Regions from separate parts of the Mus musculus genome. Here region 2 is linked to region 1. A link is a loop called in an ENCODE intact Hi-C map of the cell type or tissue named here. Cell type or tissue: gastrocnemius. All regions are shown on one strand. Each heading gives the region's core, and the rest is flanking DNA. Links, peaks and the distances in the headings are about the cores only. Region 1 overlaps Zfp655 (zinc finger protein 655). Region 2 holds the start of Arpc1a (actin related protein 2/3 complex, subunit 1A).

Region 1 (4,388 bases), core at 142-4,141:
TATCATTATTCATCGGGGCCCATTGAGTAATGCAGAACGGCCTTACCGCTTACCACATGATTCCTAAGGGGCCTGCTTTTGAGAAAAACAATGAGTAATCTTATCTGGCGTGTTTCACTGGGTCTCAGCTTGAGCCTCTAAATTACTTAGGACGCTCCATGGAAAGGTTTACGCAGTTGTACTGTGTTGAAAAAAATTCTTTTAATGGTAGCTATTTTGTTGTTGTTGTTGTTGTTGTTGTTTTGGTTTGGGTTTTTAAAAGACAGCTTTGAGGCTAACCTTGAACTTCTGAACCTCCTGTCTAAATCTTCCGAGAGCTGGGATTACACGCCCAGCGATACACACACACACACACACACACACACACATATATTTTAAACCACAGATTTGGGATTGTTCAGTAGAGTCTGAGTAATATCGAATTCTTACACCTTCCTGTTTGGGTTTTAAGTTTTGAAACCGAATGGTACTCATGTTTGTTTTTTTGTGAAGGGGGAGGTTGTTATGGATTGAAGGTAGGGCCTTGTGCATACTAGGAAGTACTCTACCCTTAAATTACAGGCATCTCCTGCTTCTGTGTTTTTCTTTTTGTTTATTTTGGTAACTTTTTAGGTTTTAAACCCTTCTTGGGCCCTAATTACCATGCACTTTACTTAATTACATTTAGAGAAACTTAAGTCTGTGGACTGTGACAACTAAAATCTAGTGGGGCTGGGTTTCTAGACAGGGTTTCTTTCTGAGGCACTGGCTGTCTTGGAATGTAGATCAGGTTAGCTCCAAACTCGTGTCTACCTGCTTCTGCCTCACCAGTGCTGGAATTAAAGGCTTGTACTACCACCTTCAGGCTGGTTTTTTTTTTTTTTTTTTAAAGTCTGCTTTTAGCTGAGTGTGGTGGTGCTGGTCTTTAATCCCAACCCTTAGGCAAGTCTCTGTGAGTCTGAGGCCAGCCTGGTCTTCAAAGAGCATCCAGGACAGCCAGGGCTTTGTTGCACAGAGAAACACTAGCTTTAAAAAAATGTCTTTTTAACAAAGTCTATCATATATAGAATAGTTTGCCAAGTCCTGAGAATATGAGATTATGGGACATTTTAACTTACTAAGCAGTTCTTCTCACTCTCACCCTGCAGTGATGGTCATTGTCCCCTGAACAGGGATGGAGGAGGTAACATCCCAAGAAGCCGCAGAGTCACCCAGGGGCCACTTCCAGCCTTTGGAGAACCAGTCTGAATGTCTTTCCCCAGAGCTTCGGTTTCTGCAGGACACGGACATGGAGCAGGGATTCAGTGGGGGTAAGGCAGAGACCACACTTTCTTCAAGGAGAATGGGAATAGTAAGGGGCCCTGGCCTGACATGAGAGAGGCCAGGGTCTTGAATAAGAAGGTGGGCCTTAGTGGAAGAACTGGAAGGGCGTGGCAGGTGTGAGTCCTTGGCTTGGGCCCTGTGGTTAGGGTAGCTAGCCTGTCTGTAATCCGCCCATCACCCTGCTCTGGCCTTGAGAATATGAGCTTCACTGCAGACACCACAACCAGAATGACTTCTAACAAAGGCTGCTTTTGCCATGTCTCACTAGCTTACCTAACGCAGGCCTCGGGGACTCCCTGGGTTCTCTTCAGTCTGCCTCCTCTCCTGGTGATCTAGTGTGATTTGCTACCTGCCATTCTTTTGCAACTTCAGTGTTCGTGAATAATCCAATTTTGGTCAAGAAAGCAACCATTTAATTTCCTGTTTGAACACAGTGTCTCTTTACATGCACAGATGTTACATCATATTAACTATCTATTCACATACATATATTAAATAGGTAAGTGTTTCCTCCCCTTGAAATAGGATCCTGCTAATGTATAGGTAGCCCTGGCTGGCCTAGTACTATGCGGCCCATGATTTGAATGAATCTTGTCTCGGCCCCCCAGCTACATTGGGAATGTAGGCATACAGCATCATACTTAGCTGCTGGTTTTATTATGTAAGAACTATGTCGTAGTTCTTATAGATCAGCACCAGTGCCTGAAGGAACTTGTATGTCAGCAACACAGATGGAGTACCATTATGTGGAGGGTACTGTGTGGGACATTGTTGGAGGGTGTAAAGGATTGTGAGGAAACATGACTGTTTTTGTTTCTACAAGCCGCACACAATAGCTTGCAGAAATAGTGCCCAATAATAACATGAAGGCAGAATGATGTTTATAGTAAATGGTATCTGGAAAAATGTCAGAAGTTTGCTGAAGACCCTGGCCCTATCATCAAATCCTTCAACTTTTTTGTGTTGTTTGGGTCTCTCTGCATAGCCCTGGTTGTCCTGGAATTTGCTAGGCCAGTCTGGCCTTAAAGTCAAAGAGATCCACCTGCTTCCACCTCCTGAGTGCTGGCATTAAAGGCTTACACCACCACACCCAGTCCCCTTCAACTCTTCTTCAGAGCCTTAATGTAGAGCAGGTTGGCATTGGACTGCTATGCCTTGGTGACTGAACTTCTGATCCTTCTATATCCACCTAGGTGCTGAGATTACAGTTGTGTGACACCTTGCCCACTAGATGGTGCTGGGGATCAAACCCAGAGCATCATGCATGCCAAGCAAGCACTCCACCAACTGAGCTATGTCTTCAGGCTTCTTTTTGCTCTTGTTTCTGGTTTTTGAGACCACATTTTTCACTCTGTAACCCAGGCTGGCCAGGAAATGCTGTCTGTCTGTCTGTCTGTTTTGCTTTGCTCATCACAACAGGTATAATGCTTGCCCTTCTATAGAAGGAATGTCATGCCATGAGGATTAAGTGCGATTCCTAGTAAAGTCCATATTACAGTCCTCAGTCTGTGTAAGTAGGAGCAGCTCCCAAGGAGGAGTGGGCATACCTGAGACCTGGTAAATGTTGACTTTACTGGAACACTGACGTGAAGGAGGATGCAACAGACATACCTTGGGCAGGAGAAGTGTTCTGAAAAGGGAGCCCTGTGGAGGGGCTGCTCTCACTCTTGGCTCCTTTCTCCTCCCTCAGCTCCACCTGTTCCCCAGGTGCCTGCTCTTCCCCATGAGGGAAGCCCAGGAGACCAGGCAGCTGCGCTCCTGACAGCCAGGTACCAGGTGAGCTGAGGGACCCTCTGCTTTTCCTCAGGGTTTCTCGTTGCTTGAGTGTGGCCTCTCTTTCACCCCATCTGTTAACCCTTGCCTGGAGTCTTTTCAGTAGCAATTTGGGAACAGATCATTTTCAGAGACCTGGATTTGACAGATAGAATTTTTCCATCTCCACTATCATCTTTGTCCATGAGACTGTGATGGGCACTCATGGGATTTGTTCTCTTAAGTTCTAGTCTGTTCTCTCTCCTCCCCAACATAAACAGCTACTAGACGTCCTCTGTGTCATGTTCATTCTCTGGCCATGGTGCTATAGTAGCCCATTCCTGAGAGCAGCCAGAATTATTATTTCAGGAGTTTGTGACATTCGAGGATGTGGCTGTGCATCTTACACGAGAGGAGTGGGGATGCCTGGACCCTGTTCAGAGGGAGCTCTACAGAGAAGTGATGTTAGAGAATTATGGAAACGTGGTCTCACTGGGTAAGGACCCTCCTGTTGATCAACTTACCTGTTTGGATTTCTTTCTGAGTAGGTGTGAGGTTTTTTAGGTAGTCAGTAGAGTGTGCCCAGTTAACACAGAACCTCTCAGCCCTCCATCTTTAAGGTCCTTTCCTTGGGGGTGGGGGTGGAGGTAAATTGAAGGTTACTTTGGGTTATCAGGAGGAGACCGTTATCCTTATCCCCAGTTTGTACTTCTTGCTTTTGTGGGACATCAGTTTCCTGTTAGGAAAGAGAAACTTGGTTGTGCTTTGGCTAAATTCTCCCTTTCTTTTCTTTTCTCTCCTCTCTCCCCTCTTCCCCTTCCTCTCTCTCCCCTCTCTCTCTCCCCTCTCTCTTCTCCCTCCCCCCCCCCCCTTTAAATAGTCATAAGGATCTTCCCAACCCCTAGCTGGACTCTGTTCTGATCCCTTTGTGTATCTGAGATATTTTCCATTAAAGAAATACATTTAAAAGACAGGCTAAAATCTCTCTTGATGATGAGTCTCACTTTTTTGAGATTCTCAAACTCTTCTCCAAACAGGCAGGTTTGAGAGACTTCATTTAAAGGTGGGACTCACTGTCTGCCATTGGAGTGCATCACCTAGGTGGTGATCCAAGTAACCGTAACCCAGCACCAGAAGGCTCAGGATGTCCCCTGCTGTCTTCAGACACACCAGAAGAGCGCATCAGCTCTCATTACAGATGGTTGTGCACCACCATGTGGGTGCTGGGATTTGAACTCAGGACCTCTGGAAGTGCAGTCAGTGCTCTTAACCACTGAGCCATCTCTCCAACCCTAGGCTAAATTCTTAAATTACGATTCCTTATTTTAAGGATA
Region 2 (4,388 bases), core at 136-4,135, 150 kb before region 1:
TGATCTTTATTTTTATACTTAGCTAACCTTCTCAGGCTTGTTATGTAAAGCCCTTGTGGTGTATCAGCAGATCTCTAGCTTCCTCCAACACTAAGGCTAAGAGTTCTCTAACCTAAGTTGAAACCTAGGAAAGATTGACTCTTCTTGCTATAACCCTCCTATCCGATGTTCCCACCAATGCAACTCTGCTAAATGTTCTGATGTGTGGCTTTCTCTTGTCCTGCAACTATAAAAGTTCACCCAAGGCCAGCGAGATGGCTTGGTGGGAAAAGCGCTTGCTGAACAAGTCCGACCACATGAGTTGGATCTCTGGAATCCGTGTAAAGGTGAAAGCAGAGAACTGAGTTCACAGAGCTGACCTCTGACCACCATATGAGTGCTACCCACTCACACAGCACACACACACACTCACACTCACACACACACTCACACACACACTCACACTCACACACACACACACTCACACACACACACACACACACACACACACACACACACACACAGACCGATAATAATTCTAAAGACCATAACGCAACTGTTTTCAAGGTGGGGCAAACACTTAGGGTAAGGAATCCGAGCACTGCTAAGCAATGCTCATGGATATTTGACTCGAAATAGACTATTCCCTTATTTCTGTTAGGGCAGTGTTTACTGTCCACTGGGTCAAATATATAGACCACCACAAGACAAGGACTGGGGTGCCTACCTCTAGTGGAACCTGGGTACTTAACTGGTTGCTTCATAATTTCTACCAGAGCAGGGGCAACAGTCTGACTGGATGTAGCATTCAGGGCAGTTCTTATAAATTGCATCTACATAGAATACACTCTTTCCATGTCACCATTGCGCCTTCTTGTGGTGTCATTGTGGGTGCAGGAACAAGTGGTCCTGATCTAGGAACAGTCAAGGGGACTCTTAGGTAGACTTGAGACTTTCTACTGAGGGTCCAGGACAGGGACAGTCCGCCAGGCAGAAAATAGTCACCAGTTCTGACCCACCCTCTATGAAGGAACACAAACATAGTTTCAAGGGCTGGCAAGATGGCTCAGCTTAAAAGATTGTATTGTTCTCGCTGAGGACCTGAGTTCAGTTCCCAGCACCCACATGGTGTAACTTACAATTCCAGCTCCAAGAGGATCTGTTGCTCTCTTGGCCTCCAGGGGCACCTGAATTCACATGCGTATACCGACACAGACATCCATATAATTCTTTTTTTTTTTTTTTTTTTTGGAGACAGGGTTTCTCTGTGTAGCCCTGACTGTCCTGGAACTCACTCTGTAGTCCAGGCTGGCCTCAAACTCAGAAATCCACCTGCCTCTGTCTCCCAAGTGCTGGGATTAAAGGCGTGCGCCTCCACCGCCCAGCCACATAAATATTTTTATTTTATTTTATTTTATTTTGAATTGTTCTTCAGAACCACAAAGCCTGAGAGATCCTAGCTCAGTAATTTGTAACAAAAAGCACTTGAGAAGCTCCCAACGCTGCACACTTGGGCCATGGTTCAGAAATGTGTGTGTGTTAAAACCTCCTTAAAGAAAGGAGTAGGACGCCCATCCAGTTCCACAAGCACGCCCTAGCGCTGACGAGCGGCTGCCTCACCTGAGCAGCAGCCGCTCTTCAGACAGAACACGCCAACAAAGGCTACGTTCTGCGCCTGCGCCTGCGCCAAGCGCCAGCTGAGAGCGGCCGCTCTGCGCAGGCGCTCCGGTCACTTCCGGGATCTGTCAGCCTCTCCCTCTAGGCCTCCCTCCTCCGTCCGCGCCCGCCGGAGCCAGTTCGCGTCGACTGACCAGAGTCCGCGAATCGTCCGCTCCGGACCTCCAGACCTCCCCAACCTCAGGTAAGGAGCCACAGGGCGGAGAGTCTGGCCCGGGTCGCCTCCATTTTTTTTTTTGTATGTTCTATGGCACGCGGGGGCGGCGGGCCCAGGGCTGTTAGGCGCGGGGTCTGGAGCTGAGGGGCCCGGGATCTCAGCCCTTCGTGGTTACCTCTGAGTCCCTGGTGCCCCCCTCACACACAGACCGAGCGTTTCTGAGCACTTTCCAGCTGCCCTCCATCTCGGATGAGAGAAGGAACAACTCGGCTTCCGACACCCCCATAGTACCATTTGCACCCCTACTGTGAGCATTTACCACAATCTGTAAAATTAGTTTAGACGGGCGGATCTCCCCCCCCATCCCCCGGTGGCTTGTCACGAGTATCTGTTCATCTCGTCAACATCTAGGATGTTGCCTAGAGCAGCCTCCGAACCGTCAGTTATTGGGGAACCCTTCCCAGCAAGAGAAAGCCCATCTTTCCAGTAACCTTAAGATTCCCTAGCTCTAGCCCCCGCCCCCGCAAGTCAGACTTGTACTCTCCTCTGCACCCGTATTCATAGGGTCCTTTATGTAGAACCCTCCGAGTTCCCGTTTGACTCTGCCACTTTGTCAGGTGTCTCTGGGAAGGTTGTTTCTTGGTGCCTCAGTTTCCCCAGCTGCAGTAAGAAGATTCTTAGTCTACTTGGTTTTATGGGTTTCGCGTGGAGTTCGTGTGCTTGAGTTGCTTACAGCAATTCCTAACCCAGAGAAGCTGTTCAAATGATCTGATAATAAATGATAGCCATTACTGGTGCTTCTGAGACTTTCAAGGCATATCTGCCTTCCTTTACTTTCTGCTCTCTTTCCTCCGGAGAAGGACATGAGGACAAGGATTTATTCATGTTCCTGGCCCCGTTCAGATACTGAACACTGTTGGGAACATGGGAGGCACTTAATAAATTGCAGCTTAGAATCTCTGAGTATAAAGCCATCTGTTGTCATGGTGTGTTTCTCTCCTATCTTCTCCTTGCCCAGTTTCTGAAATGACCTAGGTTGGCATCCTATTTTATCAGTTCCCTTAATCTTTTGGTTTCCTAGTAGGCCTTAGGATTTCAGGTCTCTATAAGTTATCAGTCCCGGGTGTTTACCCCATTAGATCAAGTCACTGGCTGTCTCAGGGGTGGGGGTTGGGGGAAGGCTTCTTCAATTCATATGCTGTTCACAGCTGAGAGGACCCATTGGAAATTGCAGACTCCTTTAGAGGATGGGTGGCAGTGTTTTGAATCTAAATTATCTAGTGTTAGGTCAAAATAAGTTCTCTACAGGAAGTGTGGAGATGGTCTGATGAAGCTGGAATTTCTAATGAAGCCTGTCAGAACATTGGTAGGGCGTGGTGACCTGTTGGAGCACAGGTATCGCTGGGCTGGGTAAGGAGAGCAATTAGAAACTAGATGAAAGCCGGGCGTAGTGGCGCACGCCTTTAATGCCAGGACTCGGGAGGCAGAGGCAGGCGGATTTCTGAGTTCGAGGCCGGCCTGGTCTACAGAGTGAGCTCCAGGACAGCCAGGGCTATACAGAGAAACCCTGTCTCAAAAAACCAAAAAAAAAAAAAAAAAAGAAAAAGAAAAAAGAAACTAGGTGAATCAATGACTTGAAATTGACCCTAACAGGGAATGGAAACTCTAACTTATGTGAATTTGTCAAGTCCCAGTGGAATGGGGTCAAGACACCAACATGTCCTTCTAGGACTGGTTCAAAGCTTTGTGTCAGAGGAAGAAAGAAAACCAATTTACTGGGCTTCCAAGATGGCTCCACCACTAAAGGCTAGGCTTACAACCCAAAAGATCAGAGAACTAACTTACCGGAATCAGTTTTGTGCTGCTTTTATGTGCTATCTCATTTAATCTTCCCAACGGTTGTCTTGTAATGCCATTTGGAGATGAAATGAAAATTTGCCCAGCATCTCATGTGTGTGTCAAAATGAAGATTCAAGCTCAGGTCCCCTCGTCTCAGATTTCCATGGCTAACTCGACATTAACATGACTCCACTTGAAGGCTGGGAATGTGGCTGAGTTGGTGCAGCCCTTGCCTGGTGTGCACAGTGCATAGGTAGGTAGGCTCACCAGTAGGGCAGGAAGAAAGACCATGCTAAGTGAAAGCTGAAGAGAGTAGGAGCCTCTTCCTTCAGTCCTCTTTATCCCTCAGTGCTGGACAGTGGCAACAGGCGCCTGATGCCTGCGTTTTGGTTGGTTGGTTTTGTTTGAGGCAGAGTCTCAACTGTATATAGTCCTGGTTGGCCTGGGACTCACAGAGATCCTTCCGCCTCTGCCTCACGAGTGCCCAGAAAAACCTTTTAAGTTCATGCAATCGCCTATGGTGTTCCCTTTTCTCCTTTTGAGTCTTGTTAAGATTTTCAAACATTGCTTAAATACCACCTGCAGCTTAGTGACTTAAAATTATCACCATATGAATGAAGGTTTATTTTACTTGGTACAAAATTGTGGCTTAAAATAGCCAAATGACTATAAAGGAAGGATATGTCTGAATGCGTGTTCAATTATAGGACTTGACTATAGACAAAATTAGAAATGC

The links. Peaks named below come from ENCODE experiments on the same cell type or tissue, not always from the same donor. Only the 100,000 strongest peaks of a DNase experiment are listed, where the experiment ranks them.
Region 2: a loop joins it to region 1, with 2.5 times the contacts of the local background. A loop is called at or near these places in 1 of 42 quality-filtered maps.

The regions. Positions count from the first base shown.
Region 1 is chr5:145,232,314-145,236,701 of GRCm38, forward strand. It overlaps Zfp655 (zinc finger protein 655), which reads left to right. Exons shown (of 4, transcript NM_028298.4): 2 at 1,128-1,289. The coding sequence starts at 1,154. It also overlaps Gm6287. Among named protein-coding and RNA genes, the nearest start is that of Zfp655, 2.8 kb to the left of the region's middle. In gastrocnemius, for the core only: a CTCF peak has its summit at 2,529 (motif pointing right); no DNase peak of the experiment used is centred there; H3K4me3 peaks cover 773 bases; H3K27ac peaks cover 652 bases.
Region 2 is chr5:145,082,133-145,086,520 of GRCm38, forward strand. It overlaps Arpc1a (actin related protein 2/3 complex, subunit 1A), which reads left to right and starts at 1,737. Exons shown (of 10, transcript NM_019767.2): 1 at 1,737-1,840. In gastrocnemius, for the core only: no CTCF peak of the experiment used is centred there; DNase peaks (open chromatin) are centred at 1,684 and 2,135; H3K4me3 peaks cover 1,864 bases; H3K27ac peaks cover 1,341 bases.